2 separate regions of the Homo sapiens genome follow, and region 1 is linked to region 2. A link is a loop called in an ENCODE intact Hi-C map of the cell type or tissue named here. Cell type or tissue: dorsolateral prefrontal cortex. All regions are shown on one strand. Links, peaks and the distances in the headings refer to the core of each region. The heading gives the core; the rest is flanking DNA.

Region 1 (11,920 bases), core at 1,295-9,294, 340 kb after region 2:
GCTCTCTCCTTCCAGGAGCCACCACATCTATTCATAGTTAACACTTTGGTTTTGAATTCCCTCTTCATTTCTAGCACTGGCACCTGGAGATTTCTCTTTTTTTTTTTTTCCTTATAAGCTTAGCAATGCATTTTGAATTCTTTAGTATATTGTTACAAAATTCACATGTCTTTGTAGCTTTTCCAACTCCTATGTAATTCTGCTAAATTGGCAGAAGCAGAAGAGAACCACCTGTCTCATTCTTCTGACCTGAACTTCCTCTCAACACCTACAGCTGTGTCTGAGCTCTCAGTTCTTGCTTTCCCTGTGAGGCCAAGTCAAATTGTATTCCCAGCCTCATTCTGTTCTGCCCCAAACTACTGCATTGAATCAGGCCACACCCAGCAACATCCCAAAGTATAATTCAAGATGGGCATGAAGCTTAGGAAGATAGAGTAAGTGAGAATGAGTTTCCTAGAGATGTGAAGCTTGGGAGTGTCCATGGTCTGAGATGCAGGACAATTGCAATCAACCCACACACCAGCCATACTATAATCGGAAAACACATCACACACATAAACTTTACAACACAAAATGAACACCTGCTGCCCAGGACAGGTCACTCCAAACCACATCACAAGAAGTGAGATGCTCAATAGAGGAGCCCAAAGTGGGGCTCAAGCTGCCTTCCTCTGCCAGGATTGTGGGAACCCCATCTACAAAATAGTCCTGGGCTTGGCTTATGAAAAAAATAATTCAAACCCATTACCTGTGTCTCCATACTCTCCAAAAATATTGATGAAGACATCAGCATCTGTCCCTGCACCAATTACATCACCAGTGTATACCTTGACTTCATACTTATTACCTAGGAACAAGGAGAGAGAAAAACCTTAGCTCATCAGGATCCTGAAAAGAGAATAGAGGCCCCAAAGTAGCTACCACACCATCTACACTTACCCCCAGCAATGCATAAATTGTCACCATTACTGTCAATAACAGAGCAAAAAACAAGTCAGTCCACATTGGTTCCAAATGGTCATTGCATGAATTGTCATCATTACTGTCAACAACAGAGCAAAAAACAACTCACTCAACATTAGTTCCAAATGGCCATTGGATGTATGACCATCACTGTATGTGATGAATAAATCAGAGGTAGAGAAGACCTTCTGTTTTTATCTGCTAACATGTTGCCTTGAAACACAGGGATCAGCCCAGACCCAAGGTGCCACCCTGAACCAACCTCCACCATATCTCCCCTGAACTATTGAAATGTCTCTAACTAGGCCCTCTGTATCTCCTCTGCCTTTCCCAGTCTGTTTTCCACATTGCACCATAGCATAAAAATTCACTGGGAAAACTGGATTCTGCAGATGAAAATCAAATTTATCTGTAAATTGTCAAAGCCATAACCAATGCAAAGACAAGAGGCACCAATAGTGGCTGGCATGCTTAGGGCTCTTTCAAAGACCTGTATCTGCTTCCTGTATCTTTGCTCCATTCATTGAACAAAACTTAATCCCCTGTAACCTCCAAATGCCTTAGCTTCAGCCTCAGCCATGGCCTTGATGGGAGACGAAGCTTGGTAAACTTGACATGATGAGACCTGCCCAGGTCTCCCCAGCTGGAGCCTGCCTTAGAGTGAGGAGCAAAGGTCAGGGGTTGGTATTTGTGGTCAAGGGAAGGGGAATCCTCCAGCTTTTCACTGGGTGCCAACAATTCCAAGGGCTGAGACCACTCTCCCTCCCCTTTTCCCTTCTTACAGTGGCTTCATATTTTTTATGTAGCAGAATCCTTTTTTATAGGTGTCTTTTGCCCAATATGTGAAACTGGTAAAAACTAGAGCTGTTCTAATCAAGGTTCAGAGTCCCAGCCCCTCTGCCCACCTGTTCCCTAGTGCCTTCTCTGAGCCCTGTCCCTGGCCCTTAGAGGTTTTTCTCTTCTGTATTCCTCAGCTCCGCTATGTTGCCTGTGACAATGATTTTTGAGTTTTGTCATTTACTGTCTTGTGTTGTTTGCCATTTCCTGCAAGTAAGGCTTCTAATTTCAAGTATTTATAGGAGGGCTGGGAGCAGGACTTCCTTCTCCTAGATAATCTCTCCCACATACCCTAGCACAGTGCTGGGCATGTACATTACAGTCTCATTAAGTACGCTGGAAAATAAATGGAATCAAATTTCCTAAAATTCAAAGTCTCCAGGAAGTTGCTCAGGGCAAAGGACTGAGGTTGGAGAGATGAGGAGAAAACTTAATTTCATCCCTTCTAGAGGTGACACGGTGCAGGATCCTGCAGGAGCCCCACAGAGGACAGCCCACACACAGCCCCTGAAAGTTGGCCTTGAACTGGTGAGAACACTGAGGCAGCAGCGGTCAGTGCCTTCCCTTTCTCTCCTCAATCCTCACTTGAGGAAACCCATCAATGGGGTAGGGAAGAATCCTGCAATTCTTGTCCCTAACTGAGAGCTCCAGGAGGAGCAGCCACTGTCAGACTCCCACACCTCTTGCTTTACAGTGAAGATCCTCTGAGACTGCAGCCAGAACCGGAGGTTTTGGAAGAGGCCAGGTCAGGGAACTCTGAGGTGAGCAGCTTGAAACTGGAGCCACACTCAGGTTACCTGGCAGTAACACCTGGCAGGTGTTAAACGGGCAGATTCCAGGTTTCCCTCCCAGAGCTTCTGAGCCATGTTGTTTGTAAGGACCAGGGAGGCCTCAGCCGTGGCTAGCTAATTCTGCTTTTACCATCTTCCATATTCCAGAGGCCGCCCCCCAGCCTTGATTCTCTCCTCCCTGGCTGGCAGTGCCTCTGAGAACATTCATTTTGGCTCACAACCCTTCCCAACTCCAGTCCAGGGCTCACTTCACAGAGGCAAGACCCCTCTTCAGGGTGGCAAGATGCCTAGGGCCCCTTGTCTGGTGAAGCCAGGGAGGGTGGTGGCCGGGGAATGTTCTGAAGGTTGCATCAGTCCATTGGAAGGGGCAGCAGGGCTCCAGGGGAAACTGCACACAGTGAAGCAGGAGAAAGGATGAGAGGGGCTGGGAAGCATTTGTTGAAGGAGTCGCCAATATTCTGAATCATTCCAGAAGGCAGAATTCTAATTAGCGAGTTGAGTTATAAAGCAGATTTTCACTCACCAAAGGAAAGATTTTGTAGTATCTAAGGCTATTCAACAAAGGAATGGATGCCCTTGGGTTGGGGAGGGAGTTTCCCATCCCTAGAGACACCTGACAGTTAGCATGTGCCAAGCACATTGGTGGAGAGCCACCTGCCAGGGATGCTGCACAGAAAGTGCCATAGGTGAGAGGATGTGGAAACGCTAAAGGTCCTTTTTAATCTGCAATTCCTTGACACTTGACCAAGAAGGACAGACTCTGGAGGGAAGCCAGGAGATCAAGGAGACATCTCAGAAGGAAGGGGAAGCACCCTGAATGAGGAAAAGTGAGGCCTGGGCAGCACGAACGCACACGGGACTTTGGGAACACACAGCATCCATGCTCTGGCAAAGTCTGGAGAAGCAGACCACGAGCCCAAAGTGAGGCAATTTGGGGAGACAGGCCAACTGTCAGAGATCAGGAGACCAGGGCTGGTGGAAAGGAGCTTCTAGGCCTTTCCAGCTGAGGTGGACAAGGGACCCAAGCCAAGAGATCAGGAAGTCAGGTGGACAGAGGTCAGGAGGAAGCTGATTCTAGAACAAGCAGACTGTCTTCTAGCCTCTGCAGAACTTTCTATGGCAGATGGGGCCCTGAGTCCCTATGCAGTTGGCTGGGTGGAGAATAGGATCCCTGTGTGACAGGTGACTGCCAATCACATTGAGAAGGAGACAAGAGCTGCAGCAGGGATGGACAGATACACCTCACGAAACCATTTTTTAGAAGTCCCCATACATGGATGCTGACATTTATTACATTACTCTTTTACCTCCTTTATTTCATATTCCCTCTTCAAGCAGAACCCCAGACTATCTACTTTGCCATTTTCCAAAACAAGGCCCATGGCCCAATGCCGGCCCTGATCTGTGCTTAGGTGCATCTGCCGATGAGAGAACAAGGCTGAGGAAAAGCAGGGCTCCATTCTGTCACTGTTGGCAAACGTCAGCTCAGGGCATCAAGCCTTCCTGTCACACAAGTGCCCCCCAATTTCCTGTGACTAGAGTTTCAGTGAGCACAGACTTGCTGTTCTGGTCTCAAGCAGGTTTTTGCTTGTTGAACTCATCACTTGGATCTCGTAATCTGTGAGAACAAAACGCCCACATATGAGATAGGGCTGCTGCCCTGGCAACTGGGCACTGACCAGAGAGAAAGGTGAAAGACCAATTAAAAAAAAAAATCCCTGCCCAAAGGCCAGCAGGAAGCAGGGAAATAGGGAGAAAGATGATGATAAGAAATAATTCCCATGTGAGCCAAAAGGTCACCTTTCATCTCTGAAAATGACATGGTGGATTCACCTTCCAGGGCAAATAATACTAAATATTCACAAAGGCATTTGCAGCTAACAAGCCACTTGCATATTCTAGATGTCATTTGATCCACACAATGGCCACATGTGATAGGCAGGGCAGGTGCTGTTGACGTTCTCATTTACAGATAAGAAAACTGAAGCTCAGAGGGCAAGGTGGCTCGCCCCAGGACAGGTAGTTGCTAAATGATGCAAGAAGGGCTCAAAGCAAGGTCTCTGGTCTTTGAATCCAGGGCTTTTCCCAGGATACCCCAGGCCTCCCAGACCCTATGCCAGGGTGGGCAAACTTTTTCTGTAAAGCACCAGATAGGAAATATTTTAGGATTTGCAGGCCATTTGGTCTCTGTCACATCAACTGTTCAGCTCTGCTGTTGTGGCATGAAAGCAACAATAGACAATATTACATAAACAAATGGGTATGTGGCTATGCTACAGTAAGACTTTATTTATGGACATTGCCATGTGAATTTCATATAATTTTTATGTGTCCCAAAATATTACTTTTTAAAAAAATTCTTTTCAACTGTTTAAAAAACATAGAAACCATTCTTAGCTCGGGGTCCACACAAAAACAGGTGACAGGCTGGGATTGGGCCACCGGTGAGAGTTAGGATATGTCTTGAACTCTCAGGCACTGTTCTGCCTGTCTCTAGGCAGGGGGTGGTGGGTAGATCTGCTCTCTGTGGCCTGGAATGGGAGCAAAGCTGCCTGGACCAGGGTGGTCAGCTGCTGGCTGCAGGATAATGGCAGCATATCTGGACCATTAGCTAAGCATCTCAAGGCTCTGAAGATTGGGGAAGGAGTCCCCTTTCTCTGTTGCAGTAGAGCATGTCCTATGCCCATTGTGAATGAGCAGGGCCAACTTTCCCTGCCCCTACAATGCCATGTGGCTGGGCTGAGCCTGGCAGTCCACTGATAGAAGAGGCGGCGTGGTCTGGGGTTTCCTAAAGGCAGGGACAGAGGGCAGCACCGCTTCTGCAATCTTAGTCTTAAGCTTTTTGTTCATAGCCTGATTGAGAGTAAGGAGCAGAAATGGAAACAGGTGAAAGTCAAGTTGGAAGAGAGGCTAGCACTGAGTGCACCCCTGTTCCTGATCAAGCTTGGGAGAAACAGGGCTTAGCGATGGATTGTGGAAATCGTCACCCAAGCCAGCTCTAGAGCTGGCCTGTGATTTACCCATTTAGTGTATTATCTGTTGTTCAGTTGTCCCTAGAGTTGATTTCTCTCTGGCCTTTTAGCAGGGCTACCATTAGCCTATATGGAACCTTTGTGCAAATTAGGCAAAAAGAATCCCTTTCTCAAGACATTTTACTGCCATCTGTTGGATAACTGTCATAATAAACACACAAATCTACAAGCTCTCTGATGTGAATTGTGTCTCCTTACATAGTCGCATTTGTGCAGTGTGTGACCTGCACATCTGAGACCAGCAACCCTACCTTTCACATAGTCACCTCCTTCCACTAAAGGTCAGCATGTGCTCAGGGAGGTCAAATTAATTTAAGCATTGATCTGAAGAATATACAATGAGGGTTGTAGACCAGGGATTAAGCTAAACACATGGTACCTTTCAAAGCCAACCAGAATTGAGCTGGGATCCTGTGCAGGTGGGCTTAGCTGCAGCCTAAAGATAGAGTGCCCACTCAAGGCCACAACAGAGGGTTGTCTGTGCCCCCCTTGCCCTGCTCAGTGGATGCACATGCCCTGACATGCCCTGTTTTTCCTCTGCAGGCCCTGTGGCAGGGGCACAAGGCTGCTCCCTCTAAACAGGAAATCCGTCCCTTGCCGGCTGGCCGGAAGCTGCCTGTGTGGGCTTCCAGAAAAGGCAGACACTGGCAGGCCCGAACTGCCTGCCTGCGCCTGGTGCACCAGCCACCCCCACAGCCTCCCCTGCGCTCTGTCTGGAACAGTCAGCACACAGCAGTGACAGAACACATCTCCAGAGAGCCACCCCAGGCCATGCAGAGAGGCAGAGCCATGAGGGGGCCGGGCCCCCTAATTCGGTGCTGCATGCACAGCGGAGCTGGTGAGGCTGCTTGCCACATTCCCGACTACAGAAGTCAAGCATATGCCCCGTAACTAAGCCCCCATCTCATCAAGACCCAGTGCGATCTGAACCTCAGGGAAGCTCACGTGGTCCAGGCTTTCTTAGGAAGCAGAGAATCATGAATGAACTGGTGGAGTTTCTTTTCCTTGCCTTTCGCCCATCCCCAGATCCTGTTTAAATAGAATGTGGCTTTAGCTATTTTAGCAGGTGAGGGTGAGGAGGGGGTTGGAAGGAGAATGATTGGGCCTGATTTTACCCCACCCGCAAGTGAATCTGCAATGGCTCACACCCTGACACCCCTCACTTCCGCTCACTGAGAGCCAAGACGCTAGAAGTGAGATATCACAGGCGCTGCGTAGGAGGAGATGAAAACGGCAAGGGAGAGAGATTCAGCGGGGGCTGCCCTGGGGGTGGGAGATGAGGGGGAATGTTCTCTCCCAGCCAGGGAAGGCCCCCTCACTACTCAAGCCCACACAGATGTGGGGAGGGGTTGGTCCGCAGAACCCAAGGATGGGCAGGGGGGACAATGCCATGTGCCGGTGCCGGAAGCTGGCTCATGGCCACCGACCAATGGATTCCCTCCCAGTCATGTAGACTCCAGTTCTTTCCCCCATGCTACCCCCAAAAGGTTTCCTCTTCCTTCGTCAGGCCTGGACACCCATTGCCTCTCAGCCAGGCTCTCGTCTACTGTCTCTTCCTCATTCTCCAGACTCTTCCACCTCCAGTACATCCAACCCACCCTCCCATCATCACTTTGTACCAGCTCTTCCATGGCCTCTGCGAGATGCTCTCTGCTCCTGGGACCACACACAAGGCACTGGGACGATGGATGACAGGCTTTCTTCCTTTGCTTTCCTCCTGTAACTTCCTTCTTTTCTCCCTTCTCCCTTTCTTCTTCTGTCTTTTCTCCCTCTCACTGTCTTACAAATAGAACTGGAACTTTTCTCCCTAGAATACCCTCCACCTTGCTCTCCTTGCAGACACACTTCTTATTAAAATCATAAGTGCCTCTGATCCTCCGAGAAATTGCAATGGGCCATTCACTTCTATCACATCGTTTAATCCTCACAATGATGGACCCTATGGCTACTAGTGTCACCATTTTTAGTAATGAGGCAATGGAAGCAGGAGCTTAAGAAGCTTGATGGTGTTCACACAATTAGAAAGGGTGCAGCCTAGATTTGGACTCAGGGCATCTGAACAAGAAGGTTCTCTCTTGGCTGTCATTGCCCCCACCCTGCCAGCTTTAGTTCAAACCTCAGGTTCTCTCAAAAGTTCCCACCTGCCAAACCCACACGGCCCCATTCCACAGCTCCCGGTGTGTGCGTTGTTCCTTTAGCAACTAACGTGCTCAAACACAGTCCGTGCATTTGACCTCAGCCAAGCCTTGTTATGCACCAACATGAAAACATCACTTGGTCCTTAAAAGTTGCTCATGGGCAGAAATCAAGAAATAACATTCTACAGCAGTGGCATCCAGTCTTTTGGCTTCCCTGGGCCACACTGGAAGGAGAAGAATTCCCTTGGGCCACACATAAAATACATTAACACTAGCGATAGCTGATGAGCTAAAAAAAAAAAAAAATTGCAAAAAAATCTTATGCTTTAAGAAAGTTTATGAATTTTTGTTGGGCTACATTCAAAGCTGTCCTGGGCCACATGCAGCCTGTGGGTGGTGGGTTGAACAAGCTTGCCCTATACCATTCATCACCCTCAAGTAAATATACAGCTGGTACGTTTTTCTAGGGAACTGTCCAATGTAAGTCTGATACTATCAGGTGTTGAAACATAGGAGGGAGTAGATCAGCTTCCACTCCTTCAGCTTATCCTGCTGGTTCCTTTTCCAGCCACTGCCCAGCCCTGAAGAGCTATTTCTACCTACCCTGCAGTCACTCGTCCTCCTTTGCTTCCTTTCCTGCCTCTCTACGGAAGACCCCTCCCATCCACCTGCACATTTCGATAACCTTGGCTCCATTACTTCCCTTTCCAACCCAGACTCTAGTAGACTGCTAGTATTTATCTTCCCAGAGGGCCAGAACACCAGCACTTCTTGTATACTACTGGAATGTCACCCAGCCTTCCTGGAGGGCAGGTGAGTGATATATGTTAAAAGCCTTAACATTGTGCAAATCCCTTGAACCAACTATTCAAGCCCTATGCATTAGTTTATACTAAGGGAGTAGTTATATTAATTGATCACCTATAAGGATGTCTATCACAGCATTGTTAATACTGACAAAAAATAGGGAACAACCTAAAGATATCCAAAATAGGAGATTTGGGGGGTGACATATATTCTCCCATTCATGGACTACAATGCAGCCACTTAAAATAACAGAAGATGGGCCAGGCACAGTGACTCATGCCTGTAATCCCAACACTTTGGGATTATACTTGAAGTCAGGAGTTTGAAATCAGCCCAGCCAACGTGGTAAAACCCTGTCTCTAATAAAAAACACAAAATTTGCCAGGTGTGGTGGCACATGCCTGTAATCCCAGCTACTTGGGAGGCTGAGGCAGGAGAATCACCTGAACCTGGGAGGCAGAGGTTGCAGTGAGCCAACATCATGCTACTGCACTCCAGCCTGGGCAACAGAGTGAGATGCCATCTCAAAAAATAAATAAATATAAAATAAAATAACAGAAGATGATTTGAGGCTATAATGTAGTATTAAGTGAAACAACATGGTTATAAAATTGAGTTTAATGCAATACCATTTTAATATGTAGGGTTTAATATGTTCATAAACAAAAATTTAAAGAATGGGAAGGAAATTCACCAAAATGTTAACAGGGGTGTCTCCAACACAATTGTACTCAGTACTTAAGTTCAAGCCTCTGTGTTTGCTCCTAGCTTCATCCTTATAGACAAATGATTTCACCTCCCCCTTCCTCAGTCTCCTTCATCTATTAGATGGGGGTAACAATAAACCTCCCTTGCAGCGTTGTGAAAATTAAATGGATGTTTAGATAGATAGGTGGATGGATAGATTAGATTAAGATTAATAGTTTGTTGAGAATGATGACAGCCATTGAGTAAGTGCTGCATAAAAATCAGCTATTGTCATCTTTGAGTGATTGGATTATGGAAGATTTTCTTATTCTTCTGTTGCTTATTTGTACTTTTGAATTTTTACAATGGCCATATTTTTTCTGTGATTGAAAACTGAAGTCACCTAATGTCAATACTTGAGTAGGTCATGTCTTCTGTATTTCAGAAGAAACAGTCGAAAGTTCCTGCCAATTTATTATAACCTCAAGCTGGCTTTGTCACACAAATGCCTTGAGCCAGTCTGAGTGGCTGTGAGGCTGGAGGGAAGATTGAGAACCAGATGGCCAGTGAGAGAGAATAGACACAAGGGCCACCAGCAGAGACCCAGCCCCAGGCAGGTGGGAACACTTTCTCTGACTCTCACTGGGCTCACACTGGCCAACACCTGTGGCTAAAGGGAGGGTTCCAGCAGGAAGCCATTGGTGCTGCAATGGAATGGACACTGACAGCTGGATCAGGGCCAAGACAGTGTCTGTGTCATCAGTTCAGATTTTCGTGTGTACAAAATGCAACATGGAGAAAGTGCTATTTCCACAAACAGAAAAAAAAAGGCTATTTTAAACACCTATTTAAAGATAAAAATAACCAAGTTTGAAGCAAATACACAATTCCATGCATTCTCCAAACATTCTGGCTGCTGGGTTGAAAGAGAATGTGGCTGGTGGTGGTTCTGGGAGGGTGGAGGCCACAGTGAAAATATGAGGTGGAGGATCCATTCCCAGGTGTGTGAGTGACACTGAGCCATCAGAGCTCATTTCCCCAAGTGCCCTCATTTCATTTCAAATCCTAGAAAACTCCTCACCCATGAAGACTCAGTTTGAGCATCACCTCCTCTATAAAGGCCTCCTGATTCCTTCTTCCTCTATGCTCCCATTGGCCTGGGCGCCATACCCCACTTAGAATATTCTATCCCTTTGCACTGTGATTATCTACTGGCTTGACTCTCTCCCGTCTAGACTCTAAGCTCCTAGAGAGAAGGGCCTGTATGTAATCACCCTGAGCGCAGGCTCTGGTGCATAGAAGGCTCCCCGCAAAATGCCCATTGAATCACTGAATGAATGTGCTTAACAGGAGGAATGATGGAGGAGCATGAGCTGGCACCAAAAGCCCAAGACTGCAGCTCTGCCCTACAGTTATGCTGTGTGACCAAGAGCAAGGGGCTTAATTTCCCTGGGCTTCCATTTTCTCCTCTCTGAAATGGAGGAAGAGTAGATAAAGTCCCTTTTGGTCCTTAAATTCTCTGATGTGCCACAACAGGGCCTCACTTAGAGTGGTTCTCTTCTTCCCCCTCTTTCCGGAGATGATTTTCTGCAGTGCTAGGTGGGAGCAGATGGGGTGGGCGGGGAGCTGCTGTGAGCTTCAGTGGAGGAAAGTGCTGCAGGGCTGGCCCAGCCCTCCCTACCCTGGAGTCCTTGCCCCCACCTGGGAATTCTTCCATGGAGTTCAAAGGAACAATGACTCCCAAGCAGCACCCACAGCAAATAGGCTCAGAGAGCCCTGGAGAGTGCTCCGTGAAGGAAAATGACAAAGCGTCGGGAAAAGAGGCTTTCCCTGCTGGCTTTAACAGCAGTCAAGGTGATGAGCCTATTCCCAGTTGTCTGCTTGAACCTGCCTGGATTCCAGAGGGGAACCTGGCACTGAGTAGCTCTGGAGTACTTTCTGAGAGGTTAGAATCTTAAGCCTGTGCATCTCAGAATCAGAAAAAGCCTGGATGTGGGGGAAGAAGAAAGGGAAACATCAGGAGCTTAACCACAAGGACAAGCACCACGCTATTGTGTCATTTACTGAGCATTGACTCTGTGCCTCGGCACTAAGTCCTGTATGCTCATTTCCCCAGCTAATCTTATCAGGTAGAAATTAATGTTCTCCCCACTTTACAAATGAGAAAATAGAGGCACAGAGCTTAAGGCATCTGCTCATGCTAGCATAAGTGGCAGAATGGCAGAGCTAGCTTTTGACCATGGAGAAGGGGAGTCCAGAGACCGAGTCCATGGTGGGGGACTATCTTGAAGATGGGAAGTATGGGGAGATGAAATAGGGCAGAAAGATCCACAGTAGAAAGGAAGCCACCAAAGGCCAATCTCCTTTTGCCCCCATGGAGGAGGGCTGGCCCTGACCTCTCCGTCTCCCTTTGGTTATGAAAGTGGACACTCTAGTAATCCTGAAAAGACTCCAAGAGACCCCCTAGTCCAGGCACTCTACAGAGGGAGAAACTGAGGATAGGAGGGGAACTGAGATCTGCCCCAGGTCTCATTGCTATTTGGTGGCAAAGCCAGAACCAGAACTCAGGATGTATAGTCCCATGTGCTTTCTGACCCAGAGAGTTATTTTAAGATTAATGATTTAATTACTCTACGATAATATCCTATAGAATCTGGGAATAAGT
Region 2 (11,920 bases), core at 2,691-10,690:
ATGCAACAAAGATGTACCTCTGAAATGATGGGGAACAATGTAAGTATTGTATAGAAGAGAGGAATAAGAGCCACTCTCCCTGGCAGTGGAGTGAATTAGAGGAGAATTGATATTGGAAGTAGGGAATTTTATTAGGAAGCTTCTGCAGGCATCAAAACAGATAAATGATGAAGGCTGAATCAAGGCAGTGGGAGGGGAAATGGAAAGGAGAGGTCAGAATGAATAAAGTTTGAATCTGTAGGACTTGTTCATGCAGTGTTGGCAGGGGTGAGGGATGAGGTGCAGAGCCCATGGGTGAGGAAGAAAGGAAGAAAGGCTGCCAGATGTTGCATTCGCTAAGTAGGAAATACAGAAAAGGCATCAGGTTTGGAGAGTGTAGCAGATGCTTTTGGGTCACATGTGCCCTCTGAGGTGAGGATAAATTAATTGCCTTTTGTATCCTCCATCACAGTGGTCCCCAACCTTTTTGGCACCAGGGACCCATTTTGTGGAAGAAAGTTTTTCTGGGGGCTGATGGGGGGAATGGTTTCAGGATGAAACTGCTCCACCTCAGATCATCAGGTATTAGTTAGATTCTCATAAGGAGCATGCAAACTAGATCTCTCGCATTTGCAGTTCACAATAGCATTTGTGCCCCTATGAGAATCTAATGCCACAGCTGATCTGACAGGAGGCGGAGCTCAGGTGGTAATGCTTGCTCACCTGCTGCTCACCTCCTGCTGTGTGGCCCAGTTACTAACAGGCCACAGACGGTTACTGGTCTGCGACCAGGGGGTTGGGGACCCTTGCTCTGCCATTAAGAAGAACACATGGTGCTCTTTGGCTTTGGAACACAACACATACCATATTTAGAAATACTGCTCCAAGCCATTTATTGCATGACTTGGAGCAAGGAAAGGCTCTGCAGCACAAGCCAGGCTACGATGCTAGCTGCCCTGTCACTTGGACCATATGACCCAGCAAATCCACGATGCTGGAAGTATTCCCAGTGGAGAGACATGAAGTGTGGAGTCTCTGGCAAGCTGCAATAGGAGAGGTGTGTTATAGATTTCCTAAGGATTTTGGAGCAAGGCTATGCCTTCTGCAGCAGAGAACTATAAACATTTTGAAAAGCAGATCCCAATGTGTTTTGGGTCCTGGTAGAGACAGAGCATCTGACCATTGGATATAATTAATCAAGACATCAGAGATGTTTATCATGAGCTGGGTTTTGTGCCACTCAGGTCATAAATTCAAGCAGGCCAACAGCAATTCATTCTAAGATGGAAGGTGTACAGCTCAGGGATCAGGCATGAGCAGGGCCAGAGGGTAAAAGTAAGCTGCACATGCCTCTTCCTCAGGCCCCCAAGGCTGGCACCTTGTGGCATTAATGACTCTCCTTCACTTCACACCAAAGATTTTCTTGTGACTACTCTAGAATAATCCTAGGCCTAGTTCATTGTGTTGGTGTTAGCCAAAATGGACTGCTGTTTCTACTTAAAGCCCCAGTTAAGGTAGCTCTGAAAGACAGTGGGTAGGGGAAATTCTTGCAGTGGGCAGAGCTTCAAGCCTGTTCATGTACGCCTGCTCACCAACTTAGAAAAGAGGGGAAAAGTATCCAGGCCACACAGAACTGTCTGTCACAGTTGTAGCTGAAATCAGAGGTTGAAGAAGGGGATGCGATGAAATTTCTGATTTGTAAATGTTCGTGTGTGGCCATGGTCAGGCCTGCTGAATATACAGCTTGAAAAGACCTATTGATGCAGGAAGAAATAAAAATAGGGTGGATTGGAAGTGCCACCTTCCCCACTGCACACTCTCTGAGCCTCCCTGGCATGGGATAAATCTACCACTCCAAGCCACTTAATGCCCCACATTAAGACTGTCTTGCCACTGAGTCTTCAAGGTGGCAGCCAGTCATCTCGTAAAAATACTTTGTACAGGAAAGTAGAACAGGCTACAACCTTGCTCACTGCTGCAGCAGATCTGGAGGCTGAAATTGCTGTTCATTGTCTTCCTTCTCTCTATTCTAGATTGTCCTTATTGCAATACATAGGAGTGTATGTATTTCTGTTGCTTGGACTGTATGACTTAGGGTTCCATAAGAATACATATGGAATCTTGGGCAGCAAATGGCTTGGTTGGTCAGTAAGGGGCCTGAAAGGGAAAAGATGAGAAAGGAGACAAGGAGGTCTGGGGAAGACGCATGTGGATGATCCCATGGGAGTGGGCACAAATGCTTCCTAGAGAGCATCCACCATGGGAAGGGTGCCGAACAGCAAGATGGACAATGTGACTCACCCTGTAGAGGCCAGCTTTGTCCCCAGGGCTTGCACAGTAAGCCTATGAATGGAGTAGCCATGGTGACCAGGATGGAGGTGAGGCATGGGCCCACGGAGATAGCTACTGCCACTGCTGACTGGTGATCTGTCAGTGCAGAGACAGGCCCTGTGCCTTTGATCAGCCAGCCACTTGAGGCATCTTGACTACACCAGGGCCCTTCTACCTTGGAAAGGGCAGCAAATCCTTTTTCCTGGTGTTGCTACCTCTGGTGTTAAGCTGAGGGTTTCTGGAGTGCCTGATTTATCTACATATGATGCCTCATCACATCACTGTAGATTAAGAGGCCCATGTTGTGGCAAATTAGGTGCAATAAGGGTTGCATGACCGGGGGTTCACTGATGTGGTTATATACCGCAACTAGGGGAAGCCATGGACCTAATAGAATGATGGGATGGCTTGTTAAAAACTCAGTTTCCCAGAGTCAAACCATAAAGGTAAACAAAAAACAACAACAAAATATATATATATATATATATATATATTTAAAAACTCAGTTAAGGTTCCCAACTCAAGGATGATACACTGGGATTGGCTATTGTCATTCAGGATATAGCTGATACGTGGTACCAGTTGCTGGAACACACAGATTCGGGAATCAAGGGTAGATACAGGATTGGTCCCTCTCACCATCACTCTCAGTGATCCACTAGCACCAAGGTGAAAGAATGTCTAACATTCAGAAAATACACTCAAGAATAGGTCTGAAATCCAGGAGAATGTCTCTTGGTGCCATGGGCCCTTGTAGCAAGCATGGCCTGAAAAAGCGAAGTCACCTGAGGGCTCAGACCCCCAGGGATATCAATAAGTGTCAACCCATCAGGCAAGCAACCTGGAACAGCCCAAATGCTGAAAATGAGGAAAATCCTGAATAGAGGCTGGAGAAGGAAGACAATGAACAGCAACGTCAGCCCCTGGATTTACAGCAGCAGGGAGCAGGGTTGTAGCTCCTTCTGTTAACTTTCTTGTATGAAATCTTTTTGCTAGATGTCTGGCTACCACCTTGAAGACCCAGTAACAGAATGGACTTAATGAATGTGGGGCATGGGTGGATCAGAGTGGTGCAAGCAGGGAGTAGACCACTTTCCATGTCCTGCGTCACATCCCCTTCCTCGGCCTCTGACCAGCTGCAGCTGTGGCAGGCAGTTCTGTGTGAGCTTGGACTCATGCTGACAGCACCCCGATTTCCATCACACGGAGTGCATCATTCAGATTTCTATTTCAGCTCCTCCTCCGAAGTCCCAGGAGTCTGTTTGGCTTGTGTGACTCAAGCAGAGCCCAGAAATTAGGGGAGTTAATGGCCCTGGGACAACCCTCAACAATGGAGGATGGGAGCCGGTAGACATATGCCCCAGCCTCTTTGAGTTGGACAGTTCTGGGAAGCATTCTGTATGTTTTTCAGGAGATCCCAGCGGAATTGAGCCCCCATTGCTCATGGCAGTGACTTTGATGATGGACCTTATATTGGCTTTTCCTCCTCACTCTCACTTTTTCATTCTCCTCAATTCCTCACTTCTATGTCCTGAGATCAACTCCCAGTTAAACCACCTGCATCTAAATCCTTGTCTCAATCTCTGCTCCTAGGAGAATTCAAACTAAGACAGGAAGGAAAAGGTCAAGTTCACTCTGAGCTTGACGTGCTGAAGAGACATCCCGTGGAAATGTGCAGCAGGCAGTGGCCACGTGACTTTTGGAGATGCTGATTTATGTATCAGCATGTGGTGACAGATAAAACCACAGGCTAGAGAAAATGCATTCCTAAGAGGCCAGTGCAGAGGCATCCTTCCAAGGCAGGGGTTCTCAACCACGAGCCATTTTACCCCCCAGTAAATATTTGGCAATGCCCGAGGACATTTTTGGTTGTCACAACGGGAACAGGAACCTGCTACTGGCATCTAATGAGTAGAGGTGAAGGATGCTGCTGAACATCCTACAGTGCACAGGTCAGAACCCCATAACAAAGAATGATCCAGCCCAAAATATCACTAGTGCCGAGGCTGAGAAACCTGTTCTAAGGGCATTGCAAAGTACCATGAGAGTGATGCTGTGAAAGCTGGTTTCACATAGCCAGAGGGGCCAGCAGGCAGTGCTGCAGGGGCCATGGGAAGTAAGAACCAATTATTGCCCATTGAGCTCAGCACCATGGGGCAGAAGCCAGTGCCTTGAAGGCAGTCGATGAAGATGAGTACAGACTCTTTCCAGGAGCTTTGAGGGGAAGGAAAAGAGCAAGTGTTTGGGCTTAGCCAGAAGGAGCTGTAGAGTCAAGGAAGAGTTTTAAAAGATACTGGAATGATAAACATCCTGTATATGCTGATGACAAAGCACCAGTTGGGACACCAGAAAGGGATGACTGATGGAAGAGAGAGAGCCCCGGGACATAATGTGGTACTCAAAGCCAGATGAACTAACTTGGATCAGGTAAGGAAAACCTTCCCTGGAAGCTGGAAGGAGGCAAGGGTGGGCATAGTTATACCTACAGTTGTCAGGGAGGAAGGGTAGACTGTCGAGAGAGTTAACCTGTGAGCCTTTTTTGTTCTTTGCTTGTTTTGCAGGCTATAAGTGCAGAAGTGATAAGGTAGGAGGCCTGGTATTAATACCTCCTTGTTGATTGATTACATATGGTGGTTTACTGCAGTTTGCATTGCTCTGCTTTCCCGAGGGTCTTCTTGGGAAGTTTGTCCTTCTTTCCTGGTGTGTTTTAGAGGTAAACACAGGGCTATCCCAGAAACTCGGGTTTCTCTTGAGATGCCAGCTGAGACTCCCGTCTTCTCTGTGGAAAGCCCTGTGGAAACTCAAAGTTCACTCCAAGATGTTTGTGGACTTCAGGTGTAGGTTCTTGGGGTTACCTCTGCCTCTTGGTTCCTGTGTCTGCATGTGCTCCCTCTGTTCTGCCATGGACTTCAAACTTGGACATGAAACCTTTCTCTTACTCCACAGAACTGCCAGGGCCCAAGCATTTGGGTGTGGGCTGGGTCTACTGTAGATCTTGTAGTACCCTCGTACCATTTTGTGAGCACCTTGCGATCCTCGTTTCTTCACTGCTCCTCATCTGTTTCCCTGCAAATTTCCCCATCTCCAAATCCCTCTTCGACTATTTACCCAGCTGTCCTGAGCTCCCCACCCCGAAACAGGCTTAGCTCAAACTATCATGGTGCACAGTAGATAAGAAAGCCTCCTTTTAGTCGAATTTACGCTCCAATAGAAGGCGGTTATTGTGAAAAATAGTGAAAATGTACTATCTGTAAGGCCACAAATTGAGTAGTTAGGGTTTGGGAACCTCAAAGAGGTCTCAACTGGGAAGGCCCCACTCTTCAAAGACCATAGTCTCATCTGTAAGGAATTAGCTTTGCCAGGGACACTGTAGGGAGTTGAAAGGCACAGCAAAGGTAGAGGCAAATGAAAGGCCCAGGTGGGAAGAGGGTCCCGGCCAACCCTGCCCCCTCTGCTTGTCTCCAGAGGACTGGCCTAGAGGTCCAGAGGCCTGGCTTCTGGAACTTGCTACTCTACTTATCAGCCTATTATCTTAGGCCTTGGTATTCTCATCTGTAAAGTGAGTATAGTGAGGTGGGAACAAAGATTTGGTGATATAGGATATATGCTTACCTGCCTCAGTAGCTACTTGATATGTTTTTGAGATAGGGTCTCATTGTTGCCACCCAGGCTGGAGTGCAGTGGTGCCATCATGGCTCACTGCAACCTCTGCCTCCTGGGCTCAAGTGATCCCCACCACCTCAGCCTCCTGAATAGCTGGGACTACAGGTGCAAACTACCACACTCGGCTATTTAAAACAATTTTTTGGCAGGAGATAAGATCTCACTATATTGCACAGGCTGGTCTCAAACTCCTGGCCACAAGTGATCCTCCTGCTTTGGCCTCCCAAAGTGCCGGGAATACAGGTGTGAGCCACTGTGCGCGGTCAGCTACTTAATATATTTTACACACTATATCCCGTCTTTGATTTTGCAACAAGAGAAAGGCCCAGGCCTTAATATTTCTTGCTTGGATGTTCAGTATCATAAGCTAAATGGTTCTACATGATGAGCTAAATGATTCAACAGCTTCCTTCTTCCATGCTGGCCAGTCAGCCAGCCACAGTGGTCTGGGTGGAGACACAAATCCCTGGGGCCCCTCAGGAGCCTCTGCTCTACCTGAGAAGATGAAATGATTACAGACAAAGCCATCGACCACAGCGGAGACAGTGTGGGACTGATGGCCAGGGAAGAATTTGTTTTGGAAATAAAAATGAATTAACATTTTATTTTATTTATTTGATTATTATTATTATTATTTTGTATTTTGAAACTGGAACTCCCTCTCCACAGCCACGCAGAGCAGAGCCCTCCTGCCCAGGGGCACTTTACCAGGCTCATGATGCAGTCCCGGCAGTGCCCAGCAGAGGCCAACCTAGCTCTTCCCTAGTTCCGTCTCTGGCAGGAGAACGGAGGACTTGCTTGGAGATTTGGAGGCTGTTTCTCTAAGCTAATGTTTTGAAAACTTTGTTGACTATGATTCACAGTCAGACATAGATTTTATATCATGAGCCAGTATAGGCTTATGCACATGGATGTTTTGCTGAACAACACTTACTGTCACTACCTGAGTGTATTCTTGTCTATTTCTGTTCAGGTCTGCCAGATTGGGTCATTTAAAAGATGCTGCTTACACCCACTGGTTGATCTCACAACCCACCAATAGATGGAGACTTGTACTCGGAAACCCACTGGGAGTCTAGACTGGGCATGTGGGTCCGGTGGTGGGGGAGAGCTTTGGGGTCACCTGATAAAGGGCCTCCCAGCACAATGGTTACTCCACCCCTCTGTGTTCAGGTTTCCTTGAGGGTCTCTGAAATGGAATGGTAGTAGCACCTACTTGTAGAGTGCTTGTGAAGATTAAGGGGCCGTTGGTGTGAGGTGCTTAGGACAGTGCTTGCCCCCAGGAGGCGTTCAGTTTCTAACTTTTTCCAGTTAGAAACAAGGATTGCTGTGGAGTGCGCAGCCTGCCTGGGTGTCTCGTGGATTCATTGACCCAACCTCTGTTGACACTGGTTACCAAAGATAACAGAGAAAGCTGTGGCCTGGCCGGGGTAGTGGAGGAGCACACAGACAATTAGAATAGATGTGATAAGGGCTTAGGTGGCGATGACCACCGGGTGCTCTGGGATCATTTGGGCACCTGGAGGACTCCTTAGCTCAGCGGCTCTCCGAATGTGGTCTCTGGACCCACAGCAGTAGCAGTCTCACCTGGGAACTTGCTAGAAATGTATATTTTCGGACCTTAACCGAGATGTATAGAATCAAAGTCTGGGGCCGTGCCCAGCAATCTGTTTTCATCAGCCTTCCTGGTAATTCTGATGCCTGCTCCAATTTCAGAATGACTGCACTGCCTTTTGTTACCAGATTTGTTGCAAGTTACAGTCATCTACGGAGCTTTTGTCTAGGGTGCGCCCTGTACTGATTTAATCGCAATGTCTAGGAGTGGGAGTCAGGCAGCAGGATTTTTACAAAGATTCCCAGGTAATTCCAGTGTGCATTAAAGTAGGGGAACCACTACCCTAACCCAAACCTGGACAGTGGGGCACCAGAGAAAGCTTCGTGGAGGGGTGTCAGATAAGCAGAAACCTTAAATGCAGTTGGGACTTGATAGTGAACATACGTTGGAGGGGAATGTGGAGGGCTAGGAGGCCACTGGTGTCCATAGACATTTCTGAAGAGACTATAATCTAGTGTTAAGAAGCTGGACTACAAGAGTTCAATGTTCCAATGAGCTATGATCATGTCCCTGTACTCTGGGCTGGGTGACAGAGCAAGACGCTGTCTCTAAAAATAAAGAAGCTGGGCTATGGGAATAAGTCACCTGGGTGCGAATCCTGCTCCGCCCTTACCAGCTGTGTGACCACAGACAAGTCACTTAACCTCTCTGTTCCTCTTCCACACGGGGTTTCCGTGAGGATTAAGCACATATAGAAGGCACTGGTGGTATGGGCGTTGTAATCATAAATTGAGCTAAAGGCCCAGCACTAAACCAGAATGTTTTGGGGAGCTTAAGAGTCGCAAGAGATGGCACCAGCCAGATGAGAGGACAAAGCCACAAAAGGCTCTGGACCTAAAGGCACTGGGAAGCCATGGAAAGTGGCATGCATGGGGGAGCCACATGGAGATATGTGTGGATGTGCCAGAGAGCAACAAGGTGGAGGAGAGCAATCAGGGAGGGGCTCGTCCCCAAGAGACGGGGGAGATGTGACAGTGCCTGCCTGCCAGAGAGATGACTGAAGAGCTGAGATGGTGAAATAGGCAGGACTTGGAGACAGATTAGATTAGGTAGGAGTGGGAGAGGAGATGAAGAAATGTCCCTATTTCTGGGCTGGACGAATGAGGTGGTTGTGTCCTGATTTGGGGCACCCTTGCACACCCAGTTCCAGCACCAGGCTCTCTCTGTTCTGTAGACCGAGGCTGGGCCATAGGCATAGTGAGAGGAGCCTGCTGACTCACACTTCCCCCCACCCGACTTCCCAGGAACAATTTGAGTGTTTTGGAGTCATTCGTCATCCCTCGGTTGAAGACAGTGAAGGCCCATCCAGGCAGACTTACTTCTTGTTACTTGAATGTGTCGTGCATGTTCCCACCTCCAGGACTTTGCCCACACCTCCGCCTTTCCTCCCTGTCTACCAGAACCCAGCTGACCATCATCCCCTCCTCCACAACACAACCCTCCTTTAAGGCTCACCGCCTTGAGCCCTCCTGACCTCAGCGATTGTCCTGGAAGTGGGCAGCAGTCATGGATTGCTAGTCAATAGGATGTCAGTCCCTGCACCTGTGGCAACTGAAATATTAAGCTCCTGGAAGCTGAAAAGTGCCTCCCAGGTCTCTGCCCCTCCCAAGATGCCTGGCCTAGTGTTTTGTCAGACAGATGTAGGATGAGGGCCCTGATTGGACTGGGAGGAAAACACAATTCAATTACCAGCCAGGAAGGACTTGTTGAGAATTAGATTATCAGCCCCTGGGGGCTCGGTGGGAGAGAACAAAGGGTGGAAACTTCTCACAGGATTGCCCTCCCTGGGTCTCAGGGCATTGGGTATATCAGTTTCTGTAATGTGGTGCCTCTCCCATCCAGCAAGAGAGGTGGAGACAGCTGGGCTGAGCCCTCTTTGGCCTCTGCCAAATCCCCTCCAGTCAGCTTCTCCCGGTGCCTGGAGGTAGAGGTGAAAGATGACACCAGCACCCACAAGAGGCAGGACCACGGCCAGTGCTCTAGAAAAACCACTTGGCCCCTAAGGACTCCCTTACTGTGTGCCTATGGCCATGTTAGGTGCTGCACAGGACGTGCCAGAAATATTCAGATGGAAGCCTCAGAAATCATAGAAAGCCCCAGAAACAATGCCAGGGTAGAGGAAGTAAGAACTTGGACTTTGGACCCAGATAAACCCAGGTTTGGACCCTGAAATTGTTCACTGTCTAAGGCTCAGTGCAGGAGCCTGAACCTCTCTGAATCAGTTTCTTCATCTGCTAAATGGTCATAATAGCAGCTGTTATTCAAGTGATTAAAACTTTACACACACACATATATATTCAAAAGTATGATACAGTGCTAAGTGATACACGTGATGAAGCATTGTGAAGTCCTTGAGCGTGGTGTCTGGCATAGAGCAAGCTCCCAGTATGTGGCAGCTATTACTACTGCTGTTGTTTCATTCTGGTTCTGAATAATTACCACAATTGCAGGAAGGGAGAGTCCACCGAGTGGTCCTGAATGGCCGGAGAAGGAGACAGGACTTTTAGGATGAGTTCAGAAAGAGAGGAAGGACCAACCAGCCAGAGGGAGCAAAATGTCCCGATTTCCAAAAAGTGAAGAACATGATTCCTGGGATGTAAGCTTAACGACACTCAGTAGCATTCTAGAATTATTAAACAGGTGGTTTGGGAGCACTTTGCGAAGAACTGTGCCCATCCTGGAATTAACTCATTAAAATCATGTCAAATCAAACTCCCAGGGACTTGCGTTATCAAATAATTTTGTTTTCTTTTTCTTTCTTTTCTTCCTTTTTTTTTTTTTTCTTTTTTTGAGATAGGATCTTGCTCTGTCACACAGGCTGGAGTGCAGTGGCACAATCATGGCTCACTGCAGCCTTGCCTTCTTGAGCTCAAGCAATCCTCCAGTGTCAGCCTCCCAAGTAGCTGGAACCATAGGTGCACACCACTATGCCCGGCTAATTTTTTTCTTGTGTGTGTGTGTGCGTGTGTGTGTATTTTGTGTAGAGACAGGGTTTTGCTGTGTTGCCCAGGCTGGTCTCAAACTCCTGGGCTCAGGTGACCCACTTGTCCTCTCAATGTGTTGGGATTACAGGCATGAGCCACCGTGCTCAGCCAATAATTTTTTTTCATTCACGTCACATATTTATTGTCAGCATCATAGGAAATGCAAAGGGTATCATCACAAGGCACTGAACGAAGTCTCCCATGCTCTCTGTGTGGTCATGAGAAAGTGATGTGTGAACAGGGGGATGTCCCGTTAGGCGAAGTCCATGACAGTGGAAGCCAAGGGGCTCTAATCCAGTCACTGGAGGGTCAGAGGAGCACCCTGACCCTCTCTCTGATGGGGAGGGATGGCACATTAGAGAATGTCAGTGGCTCTGGAGGCGCCAGCCATTTAAGAGTGAAAAGCAATAGCAGGACAACAGAGAAGTAACATCATACATGAAATTATTCTTTGTAATAATGGCAGTAATATACATTCATGGTAAGAAATTGGGAAAATACAGAAGATTGTAAAGAAGTAACTAAAAGACACCTACAATTCTAACTGAATGGCATGATTTAATAACACGGCTGACAAGAATTACCGGCAGAGTGGAATTTAGGTAATATAGAAGATGGCAAGGGGTTCAGAATTGTTGAACCTAGAAAAGGGGTCATGCTCTCAGTTTTTGAGGAGTCAACAGGCTGTCAGGAAGAATCTGTAGTCTATCGGGTACCATTCAAGGGGGCATGAGTAGAACACAGAGGCTCAGAGAGGCCAATTTCAGCTCATGGACAATGGGAAGAGCGTTCCAGGAAGAAATTCTCCCTCAGGGGTCAGGCTGCCTTGGGAGGGAGGGGAGTGCCCATTCCTGGGAGTATTCAGTGGAAGCTAGTTCTTGTGTCACTTTCTTCTCTGAATGTTACTGAAGATTCCCTGCCCTTCTCTGGCTCCTTTCAATGCTAAGATTGTATATCTATAGGTGAAGACATGGAGGCAGAAATAAATGTGTTTAGTTATCGCTAAGGGAAATAAACATGATGCAAAACAGTGTGCTCTCAATTTTGTTGGAAGAATATAGTTAAATTCATTGAAAAGAGATGGCAAAGAAGTGAATATTAATGCTTGGACTGTGGGAGATGTTTTCACCTTTGGATTGTTTTGATTTTTCCAACTTTTCTACAGTTGACTTATTTTAAAACCCAGTAATGTATCTGCTACATGTGTGAAGTACTTTCTCTACTGAAACAATAGATTAGGGCAGGGGCAGGAGGGAGTTTTTTTGTAGGTATGTACATAGGGTGGGATGGATTGCAGAGGGCCTTGAAAGTCAGGCAGGACTGTTTAGATTTGAAGGTCACTATAGTG

What was found. A loop is a pair of places that touch in the nucleus more often than their neighbours do. Peaks named below come from ENCODE experiments on the same cell type or tissue, not always from the same donor. Only the 100,000 strongest peaks of a DNase experiment are listed, where the experiment ranks them.
Region 1: it touches region 2 in a loop (15-fold over the local background); 12 of 110 quality-filtered maps call a loop at or near these places.

Annotation. Positions count from the first base shown.
Region 1 is chr18:46,617,444-46,629,363 of GRCh38, forward strand. It overlaps LOXHD1 (lipoxygenase homology PLAT domains 1), which reads right to left. Exons shown (of 41, transcript NM_001384474.1): 5 at 749-847. Among named protein-coding and RNA genes, the nearest start is that of LOXHD1, 34 kb to the right of the region's middle. In dorsolateral prefrontal cortex, for the core only: a CTCF peak has its summit at 5,749 (motif pointing left); DNase peaks (open chromatin) are centred at 6,308 and 6,868; H3K27ac peaks cover 1,137 bases.
Region 2 is chr18:46,274,634-46,286,553 of GRCh38, forward strand. No RefSeq gene overlaps it. Among named protein-coding and RNA genes, the nearest start is that of ARK2C, 53 kb to the right of the region's middle. In dorsolateral prefrontal cortex, for the core only: CTCF peaks have their summits at 6,721 (motif pointing right) and 6,925; DNase peaks (open chromatin) are centred at 6,698 and 8,839.